2 separate regions of the Homo sapiens genome follow, and region 2 is linked to region 1. The links are chromatin loops, found by intact Hi-C in ENCODE. Cell type or tissue: GM12878. All regions are shown on one strand.

Region 1 (5,000 bases):
TGTAGCCTGAGTAACAGAGTGAGACCTTGTCTCAAAAAATACATTAAATTAACAAATAAACTGAAATTATAATGAGAGTGATTCAAATCTTTCGAAACTAAGGAAGTTCATGGCAGTGTTATTTATAATAACCAAACAAAACAAAACAAAACAAAAAAAACTGGCATCCAGCAATAGAGGACTACTGAAGGCAATTATCATATATCTATGTGATGGAATATTCTGAAGAGATTAAAATTTCTGTTTTGAAGCCTGCTTTATGACATAAAGAAATGTAAGCAACCAGCCTGACCAACATGGCGAAATTCCGTCTCTACCAGAAATACAAAAAATTAGCCGGGCGCCTATAATCCCAGCTACTCAGGGAGGCTGAGACGGGAATTGCTTGAACCTTGGAGGTGGAGGCTGCAGTGAGCCGAGATCGCGCCATTGCACTCCAGCCTGAGCAATAAGAGCGAAACTCTGAAAAAAAAAAAAGAAAGAAAAGAAAAATGAATAAATGTAGGTGATGTAATTTGATGTCAACTCAAGGCAGATTCTGAAGAGTACACGTTCAAACTAAATCCCAGTTTCATAAACCAAGTAGAGTTTTTTATTTTATTTTATTTATTTTTATTTTTATTTTTATTTTTTTTTGAGACGGAGTCTCACTCTGTTGCCCAGGCTGGAGTGCAGTGGTGCGATCTCAGCTCACTGCAAGCTCCGTCTCCCGGGTTCACGCCATTCTCCTGCCTCAGCCTCCCGAGTAGCTGGGACTACAGGCGCCTGCTTACCACACCCGGCTAATTTTTTGTATTTTTAGCAAGAGATGGGGTTTCACCATGTTAGCCAGGATGGTCTCGATCTCCTGACCTCATGATCCGTCCGCCTCAGCCTCCCAAAGTGCTGGGATTACAGGCGTGAGCCACCGCGCCCGGCCATAAACCAAGTAGAGTTCTTACATGTGCATTAAAAATGCTGGACGAAGTCGAATTTTATTTTTTGTCTATATTCTAGGAATAGTTTATAAACTTTCTATTACCTTTTACATCAGAAAATAAATAAACAGCCTTAAGAATAAAACTATAATAAAAGTATAGAGCAGCCTTGAGGTATGACGTGTAACTGTTTTACCATCTGGGACATTTTTAAGCTTCACAAACTCTCCCTTCTTTGTTGGGATGCCCCAGGGCAGGGACCCTGTCTCCTTTCGGTCTTGGTGGCGCCAGGAACACATCAGGGCTCAATAAATAATTGATAACAACAAAGACCCCCAAAGGAGTCCCTTCACTTTGGGTGGCCTGCTGAACTCCTCAAGGCTTTCTCTTAAGTGCATTTCATTTGTTTTGAATTTTTTTCAACTTAAATGGTTGAAAATCAAAGCCAGGAGAGAGCTGTTGGCTTGTGGAGAGCTGGAAAAGAGAAAAATAAAGAGTGAGTACAGTCCCTGCGGGGCCACAGCGTGGGGCCTGGACCTGGGCACCTGCAGCTTCTGAAAGTCCCTTCTCGGGAGACGGAAGGAGAGGCTTTCATTCACATCCTAAAGCGAGATGAAACCACTTTCTGGTTCCTTTTTTGAAAACGGGTGTTTTTGTACCCAGATGGGCTCTGAGGCATATGATCTAAGAGTCAAAAAAGATTGGATGGTGCATGAAAAAACACTGAAAATCCTTAGTATAAGAAAGGTGGACTTGGAGATTAGAGAGAACGGTCCCTGCATCGGAGTCACTTGCTAACAGGTGTGTACTGAGTACCCACCCCTGCCAGGCACTGCTCTGAGTGCCGGGACAGAGCAGGGAACAAAACACCCCCACCCCTCCCGCCCCCGCCCCCGCCCCCGCCCCGCCCCACCTCACGAGTTACTCACGAGTCTGGAGGACAAGCAGTAGCCATTGAACCTGCAACTGCATGATGTGCGGGAGGTGGGGGCTGTTCTAAAGGACGATAGAGGTGAAGGGCAAGGCCGTGTCAGGGGTCAGGAGGCCTCTCTGAGGAGGTGGGCAAGCCCTGGGAAGAGCACCCCAAGCAGAGGCACAGCAGGTGCACAGGCCCCGGGGTAGGAGAGACCTTGGTGATCCTGGGTGAGGAACAGCAGGGAGGTGGGTGTGGCTGGAGCCACGTGACCCAGGGGGAGGTGGGAGGAGATGAGGTCACAGGAGAGGGCGTGGAGTGAAGCAGTGAGGGGTGACCTGTGGCCTGTGGTCACTGTCTCCAGGTGAGCAGGCTCTGGTGGAGAGCCAGGGCTCTCAGGGGTGGTCCTAGGGGCAGCAGCATCAGCACCCCGGGGCCCTGCTGGGAAAGCCAGCTCTGGGCTCTGCTGAGACCTCCTGAATCAGAACCTCAGGGTGGGCCTGGCCATCGGAGTTTTAACAAGGCCTCCAAAACATTCTGACACTCACCAGAGTCTGAGAGACACAGCAGAGCTAGAATCTGGGCTCCAGTTTTCACCCAGGAGACAGGAGGATTCTGGGTGGAAGGGCAGGAGGGACTGGGGTCCCCCCTAGAAGGAGCGCCCCAGGAGGACGCCACACAGGTGGACATTCGCTCCTCCTGGGAATGGTCTCTAAGGGTTCCTTGGACAGGAAAGTGGCTCTCTGAGCTGCCTTAGCGTTGGAGATGCTGGGGTGAGTGCCCCAGGAGCAGGCCTGCACCTGTGACTGAGGGGCGGGGAATAAACACCCCAGCTTCCCCTGTGTCTGGGTGACTCTGAGGGGCGTCCCGTACACAGATCCCAGGCTGCTCAGCAGGATCGAGTTGGGAAGGGGGTGTCAGGACAGGAAGCAGCATGACTAGAGGTGGAAGAACCTTGGCATATGCAGGGCACTGTGTGTAATTCCATCGGGCTGCAGTGTAAGCTTGCAGAGAGGAGGAGGGAGAGTGGAGTGAGATGGAAAGTGACTGATGAAATGTATGTCTCCCCAGGAACGTCGGTCACGGATAAGCCCCCAGTGAAGGGACTTAGGAAGCCTCTCCCCCTTCGTGTTCTTTCCCCAGAGAGTCTTCCGAGATGGAAATGCTTGCAAGGAAGGAAGAGACACTTTCTATCTTCTGCCATCAGAAGCACAGAAGGGTGAAGCCAGGCACACCCAGAGAAGCATCTCATGTTGTGTGTGGCTGCTGCAGCGCTCTCTTGGGCCCTGGGGCAGGAGATGCTCAAAGGTCAACAGGACTTGGGAAGGCAGCTGTGAGTAAAGCCCCCAGTCCTGGTCCTGGACTCACTGCACCAGGGACCCCAAGGGGCTAAACATGACTGGATTGTAGCAAGCCATTTTCAACATGCAAAGAAGCAACCAGGAAGAATGTCTAATTACAGATGTGCTATTTCTCTCCTCTTTCTTCTTCAACTTTCTCATTACCCTCAGTGACATCACAGCAGCTTCCCCTTGTCCTGTGACAAACCCAGAGCAAGGTGCTTTGGGTGGTAGTCAGAGTGACATGGGAGACCCTGAGTTCCACGTGTCTAAGCCCATATTTCCCTCCTTCCTCCCTAGTTCAAGGAGGTAACCAGGCATGGCGACTCCTCCTGGCAGGCACGTTCACAGGACAGAGGCAGGAGCTACTTGAGAGAGATTTAGCTCATTGGAGCGAGGGGCGGGGCAGAGAGGGAAAGAGATGGAGGAGAAGTTTATTGAAGAATGGAAAGGTGCAATGTTCCCCAGGTCCTAGAGATGCGCTGCACTGCAGAGGGTGGCTGTGAGGTCCCACACCTGCAAGCGGGAGTCACTGGATTCTGCTGGTGGCTGACCTGCTGACCAGAGATGTGAGCCCAGTTTCCTCTTCTATAAAATCAGGCGTAGCCCAGTGGCTTTCAATCCTGGTTATATGTTAGTGACATCTGGGAAGGTTTAAAGATTCCTGATGGCCAAGCTGGACCCCAAATCTATCAGATCAGATCATCTGGGTAGAACACAGAAGCACCAGAGTCGATAATGTCCCTCAGGTGACTCAAATGTGCAGCCAACATGGAGACCACTGACCTAAGCTAAGTCCTGTTTATGAGAATGTTGAGACCATGAAATGCTTAGAGCAGGCAAGGCCCTAAGAAATCACCTGACCCAACTTCTGCCATTCACAGGGGAGGAAACTGGTTTTCAGAGAGGCCAAATCACTTGCCCAAGGACACACAGCACATGAGCGGCAGAGCCATTTCCAGTGTTCCCTCCACCTCTCAACGTCCGAATATGACTAATCTGAAGCTCTCAATTTCACAAGAGAGCTGGGCCTGAGAGACCCACATGGAATCCCTGATTTTCAGGATAGAATCCTAGGCCTCTTGGTGGTTCAGCAGGCCATCCTGTTGCAGTGACCCTGAGGTCCCTCCTTGGTGAAAAATTCCAGGAGGCTTGAAATGTTCTCCAAGGCATAGAAAAGGATGATATGCCTGGAAACTGGAAAAGACTGGGAAATAGATGACAATTTGGGTTTTGTGGCTTCTTTCCCAAAATAAACATGGCAGAATTGCTTCTCACTGAAAGGGCGTCTGGGTTTCATAAACAGACCATAAAGAGGCAATCGAAGACCCAGAACATCCCCAAATCAGCATCTGTCCCTGCGATCTGGCTCTACCTCCATCCTCCTCCATCTCTCTCTCACCCAGGCTCACAACACCAGGAAGTGCTCTTGCCTTTTGGAAGGAGGATGGTCTTCTCCCCAAGCACTTGTCTCTCGGCTCCTCCCACAGGTGGAGGAGGGTGAATCTGATTGATGGGAAGATGAGACTCTGGGTTCCATCCAGTGGGTGGGGCTACTATGCAAATGGTCAAAAGAGTTAGGATGCTTTTGGCAGCAAGTAACAGAATATGCAGCTAAAAGTGGCTTATAGTCTAATGACTCAAAGTGGGGTCCATGGACCAGCAACATCAGCATCAAGAGTTTGTTAGAAATTCAGAATCTTATATTTTACCTTAGATCTACAGAATAAGAATCTGCATTTTGCATAAGAGCCCCAGGTGATTCATGTCCACATTGAAGTTTCAGAAGCACCATCTTAAGTTAAGAAGATATTTATTAACTCACTTAAC
Region 2 (5,000 bases), 130 kb before region 1:
ACGTCAGGGATAAGGCTGTGGCTCTCTCATCCCACAGTCCATGCTGAGGGGTGGAGGGGAATTGAACTGCAGGACGAAGAAGTGATGAACATGCAAGAAATGAGACTGGGAAAGGGAGAGGCACAGAAGGCAAACAGAGGGAGAGGAAGGGACGTGGGGAGGGGTCTGTGACTGGGAGGGAGAGAAAGTGGGGGTCATTCCTGGAACTCCAGGAGCTGCTTTCCTGCATTGCTGAGTCAGTGCCACCTGGACTCAGAAACACTCATTGTGCATTCAGTGACCCTTTCAAGCTTAAGAGCTCTGTTAGGATCTGAAATGTGTCCAGTAGATCTTTAGAGCTATTCAATTTTCATCCCATGTGGGACCTGGACACCTGTGCATGCAAACTAACATGCTTACACATATACACACACAGATACACATGCCCACACACACTCATGCATCCATTTGCTCATCATACATATACACACATGCACATGTGTACAAACACATGCCCACGCACATATGTACACTCGTACATACACACACAGACACACTCATATGCACACACATAGACACACTTATATGTACACTCACACACATGCTCACTCCTACATGCACTCTCCCACACCCACACACGCCCACACACTCACAGACACAGTGAGTCAGGTGTATTTAATACGCAGTTCGTGCCTGTGCCTCCCTCTAAATCCCCATGTGACCTGCTCATCAGAGGAGGCCTGGAGTCCTGGGGGGAACCCTAGTGTCCCTCCACCTGATCTCTATGACAGCCCAGCCTGACGCCGGTTTGTGAGTGTGAAAGCTTCAGGGCCCACATGACCTCACACGTTAATTCATGCAGATCAGCTGTTCACTACTCAATGCTCCCATGTTATGTGAGGCAGCGAGGCACAAAATTGGCATCTCTTGTGGAGTATGTGTGTGTCTGTGTGTGTATGTGGTGAGCTTGGCACACAGGTAGGATGAGGTTTGGGGCAAAAGAGCATGAAAGATACAGCCAATAGTAATTGGATTACAGTTGTTGATTGCTTTCAAAGGACTTAACATAGAATATTCATCCCAAAGATATATTACATCTGGTGAATTCTAGAGCATCTCACAGATAGAATGGGGGTAAAAGGAGAAACAACACACTTGCAAATTTGATGAAATTTCCCACACGGTACTGAAATCACTGGTGGAATGGGGGATTGCAGTCCGGGTATGAGGCATTCGAGAGAATCTGAATGTGTCCCCCAAAGTGCTCCCCAGAGACTAGCACTGATCAGGCCGTGGAAAGCCCAAGGCCCCACACAACAGGTTCTGGGCTCTGCCTTCCTTGAACATGGCGGGTGGAGGGGCTGGGGAGAGAGGCAGAGGCTGAGAATGGCTGAAGACAAATGGTCGGATTCGGTTCTTTTATCCGTAGCAGGGACTCAAACCCAGGGTGTCCTGGCTGCTGGAAGGTTGAGCAATGCTGAGCTGTATTTCCACACATGGCTTCACTGGCTGAAGCAGGGCTGTCCTGTGGCTGAGAACCCCTCTTCCAGCCCTGCACAGGTCCCCTGATCCCCAGGCCTGCAGGCATTCACATACCCCCCTGCAAAGCCCCCAACCCTCCTTGGGCAAGGACAGGCACAGCTTCAGGACATCGTCCTCCTGCCCTATGTGGGCAGAGTTGAGCCCCCAGAGCTGAGAGGGAGGCTCCCCAATACCCATCTCCCCGATAATGGTCAGTGCTCCTCAAAGAGTCACTTCCAAAGAATGCCAGGTGGCAGGCACCAGGTTTTGGCATCTGATATGCTCCCATCCGCTCCCTGGGTCCAAAGCATTCATCCTTTGTAATCTCTGACAGGGAACAACTGGCTGCTGTCCTTTAATTAGCAGGGGACACACTAAGCTATGGTCTCCTGCAGGCTCCATAAACATCCATGAAATCAGCCTGGTGACTCCAAGCTCGGTGCAGACTGCAGGGACCCATAGTGGCCAAGGGGCCCCCACCCCCGGTCTGGCTCTCAGAACAGCCTCCAGGAGAAAATGCCAAGCCATCCGGACTCGTGGCAGCTGCTCAACCTGGCAAGTTCTTTCTTGCAAATTGAGATCCAGGCTGTGATCTGGGCTGGCTCTGCACATTCTGGTGCCTGTTATCTGCTGGTTGGAGCTGCCTGGACGCCTCTGAGGGCTGCTTGTGCGTGGGTGGGGGCTGCTTTTGAACACATGGCGGCCCCATCAGCCTCGCCTTCTCCACTTCTGGCCTTATTAAATGATGGTTATTGTAGGGAGGATGCAGGGCCAAGCATCCTCTTATGCAGCACCGTGAGATGCGGGGTGTCCAGTGTGCCAGGAGAAATTCAAGCCTCATTTCCCTCTGAGACACTGGGATGAGGCCACGTGCAGAGTCTCAGCGCCCGGATCGCAGGTGCGTTGTCTGAGTCTGTGCATGAGGTGCCAAGGCCTGGCCCTGGGCTGTGTGGGATGAGATTGAAGTGTGTCTGATGGGAGGGCCCAGGTCACACCCACTAGGGGCCAAGAGTACACAGATGTAGACGCCAGTGCCTGCCCAAGTCACCCAAAACGGAGAAAGGGAGGCTCTGGGAAGCCCTCGGGCCAGAGGCTGATGACGTGGCATCTTCGAGGGGACTGCCCGCTGCTCAGGGCAGAAGGGGACATCCTGATGCGGCACCTGTGATAGCCCCCCCACCGTTCCTGCCCCTCAGACCCACTGTCCCTGGAGACCTGCAGAGGGAATCCCCGCAGACGAGAAGGCATCTCTGTCACTTGCTTTGTCTCCCCTTGGTCACGGCAAACACATGCTCACAGCCCTCAGGTGACAAGCCTCTGTTTCTGCCCCCTTCTGATTCCTCTGCTCCACGGGTGTGGCCACTGCTCCTGGCTTGCAGTGTCTGTGCGGCTATGACAGCCCAGGTTCCTCTCAGGGCGGGTGTCCCTCCTGCAGAAAGCTCACCCTGTCTCCTGGGCCCCGGCCCTGCTCCTGAACAGAGGAGGGAAGGATTGGGGTGGTGGCTGATGAGTTCTCATGTGAAGGACTGGGGTGGTGGCTAATGGATTCTCATGTCACCTCTTTCCCATATTCCCCTGGGCTCTTCCTTCAGAGCCTCCACCCTGCACCCTGATGACTCACTGCGTCTCATGTAGGAAGTCCCCAATGACATCTCATGCCCTGTACACAGGTCCCTGCAGCCTGGGCCCCTCCCCAGCTCTGCTACCTCTGGCGGAAACCCCACTTTCACCCCTCCCTCCTTACATCTGGTGGGGATTGCAGGGGGCTTGTTGGAGGGAAGCTACATGTGAGACCCACATGATGCACCAACCCTCACTGTGCAGACCCCACCCCATCTATTTTCTTCTATCCCTTCTGCAGTCAACACAGCCCTGGCTGTGCATTTGGCCCTCTCTTCACGGGGCTGTGTCTGGGCAGATGGGGCTGGAAAACAACTCGCTGGGCCCAGCTGGGGTGTGTTGTGAATGTCACAGCCCGGCCTGTGCAACAGGAGGCTCCAGGATCCCTTTAGGGATAGGGCAGGGGGCGGGAGAGTGCAGGTTAAATGGGATGGGCAGGGGCAGGAAGGCAGCAGGGGTGATTAATTTTTCTCGAATCGTTGCCAGGCTACCTTTCAATTCCTTGTCTATGGCCCAGGCACAAAGAAAGCTGATGTTCTGCTGCCAACCTGGCTTGTCTTTTAATCATACCCTTTGCTTGTCAGTTTAGACACCTTGGTATACTCTCATTGCTTTTTAGCAATCTTTGCAACTTGCTGGACTTTTCCACCCAAATAGGAAGAGCAGATCATGTGTACTGTGTGTCAGGCACTGTGCTAAATGCATTAGCTATTTCAATCCTCACAATAGCCCTATGAGATGGGCACTATCATTATCCTTATTCTGTAGATGTGGAAATTAGCACAGAGAGGTTAATTAACTAGCCCAGAGTCACTCAGCTACTGAGTGGCAGAGCTGAGATTTGAACCTAGGCAGCCTGGCTTCAGGGCCTATGCTCTTAATCTCTCACTGTAGGGGCTCTTAAGTGAGTTTCCAGCTTCCATGGCTTCAGTTGAAGGGACTTCTCTGTGGAGGCAGGGCTAGGAGGAAGTTTATCCATGGGTCCTACAGCAGCCATCTAGAAGGATGGGATTGGTTGTGACTCAGACTCTACCCTTGCTTCTGCCTCTGCCGGGAGCTCTGTCCCCTGGCTCATCCCAGTATCTGCTCCTCCTCCCTCCTCAGGACTCAGGTACAGCATTGCAGAGGATGTTTGCTGAGCACTTGCTATCTGCCAGGCACTGTGCTAGGTGCAGGGGATCTTGCAACAAACAAAATTCCTGCTTTTATGAAGCAGACATTCAGTAAGTGGAGAAGGAGAAACAAATCAGTGAAAGGTACACATGTCAGCTGCTAATCCATGCTACAGGGAGACATTCAGCAGGCTTGGGGATAGGAAGCTCCAGGTATGTGGGAGGGTGTGTTAGCTTCCTGTGGTTGCTGTGACAAATCACCACCAACTTGATAGCTTCAAACAGCACAGATGGACTCTGTCCTAGCTCTGGAGGTCAGGAGTCTGCCGTCGGTTTTACTGGGCTAAGTCAAGGCGTCAGTAGGGCTGGCTCCTGCTAGAAGCGCTGAGGGCAGGATTCTTTGCGTTTTCAGTGTCTGTATTTTCTTTCTTTCTATTTCTTTCTTTCTTTCTTTCTTTTTTCTCTTTCTTTCTTTCTTTCTTTCTTTCTTTCTTTCTTTCTTTCTTTCTTTCTTTCTTTCTTTCTTTCTTTCTTTCTTTCCTTCTTTCTCCTCTCCTCTCCTTTCCTTTCCCTTCCTCCTGTCCTTCCTTCCTTCCTTCCTTCCTTCTTTTCTCTCTCTCTCTCTCTCTCCCCAACACCCCGCCCTGCCATCTTTCTTTGTCTCTTTCTTTTTTTTAGAGGCAGAATCTCACTCTATTGCCCAGGCTGCAGTGCAGTGGTCCAATCTTGGCTCACTGCAGCCTCTGCCTCCTGGGTTCAAGATATTCT

What was found. A loop is a pair of places that touch in the nucleus more often than their neighbours do. Peaks named below come from ENCODE experiments on the same cell type or tissue, not always from the same donor. Only the 100,000 strongest peaks of a DNase experiment are listed, where the experiment ranks them.
Region 2: a loop joins it to region 1, with 2.0 times the contacts of the local background. A loop is called at or near these places in 3 of 110 quality-filtered maps.

Annotation. Positions count from the first base shown.
Region 1 is chr20:48,356,997-48,361,996 of GRCh38, reverse strand. It overlaps LINC00494 (long intergenic non-protein coding RNA 494), which reads right to left and starts at 2,086. Exons shown (of 5, transcript NR_026958.1): 1 at 1,847-2,086. In GM12878, no CTCF peak of the experiment used is centred here; DNase peaks (open chromatin) are centred at 1,556, 1,816 and 2,096; H3K4me3 peaks cover 927 bases; H3K27ac peaks cover 1,736 bases.
Region 2 is chr20:48,486,922-48,491,921 of GRCh38, reverse strand. No RefSeq gene overlaps it. Among named protein-coding and RNA genes, the nearest start is that of LINC00494, 130 kb to the right of the region's middle. RefSeq lists enhancers at 1,066-1,751, 2,583-2,682, 3,083-3,212 and a silencer at 2,372-2,572. In GM12878, no CTCF peak of the experiment used is centred here; DNase peaks (open chromatin) are centred at 2,711 and 3,081.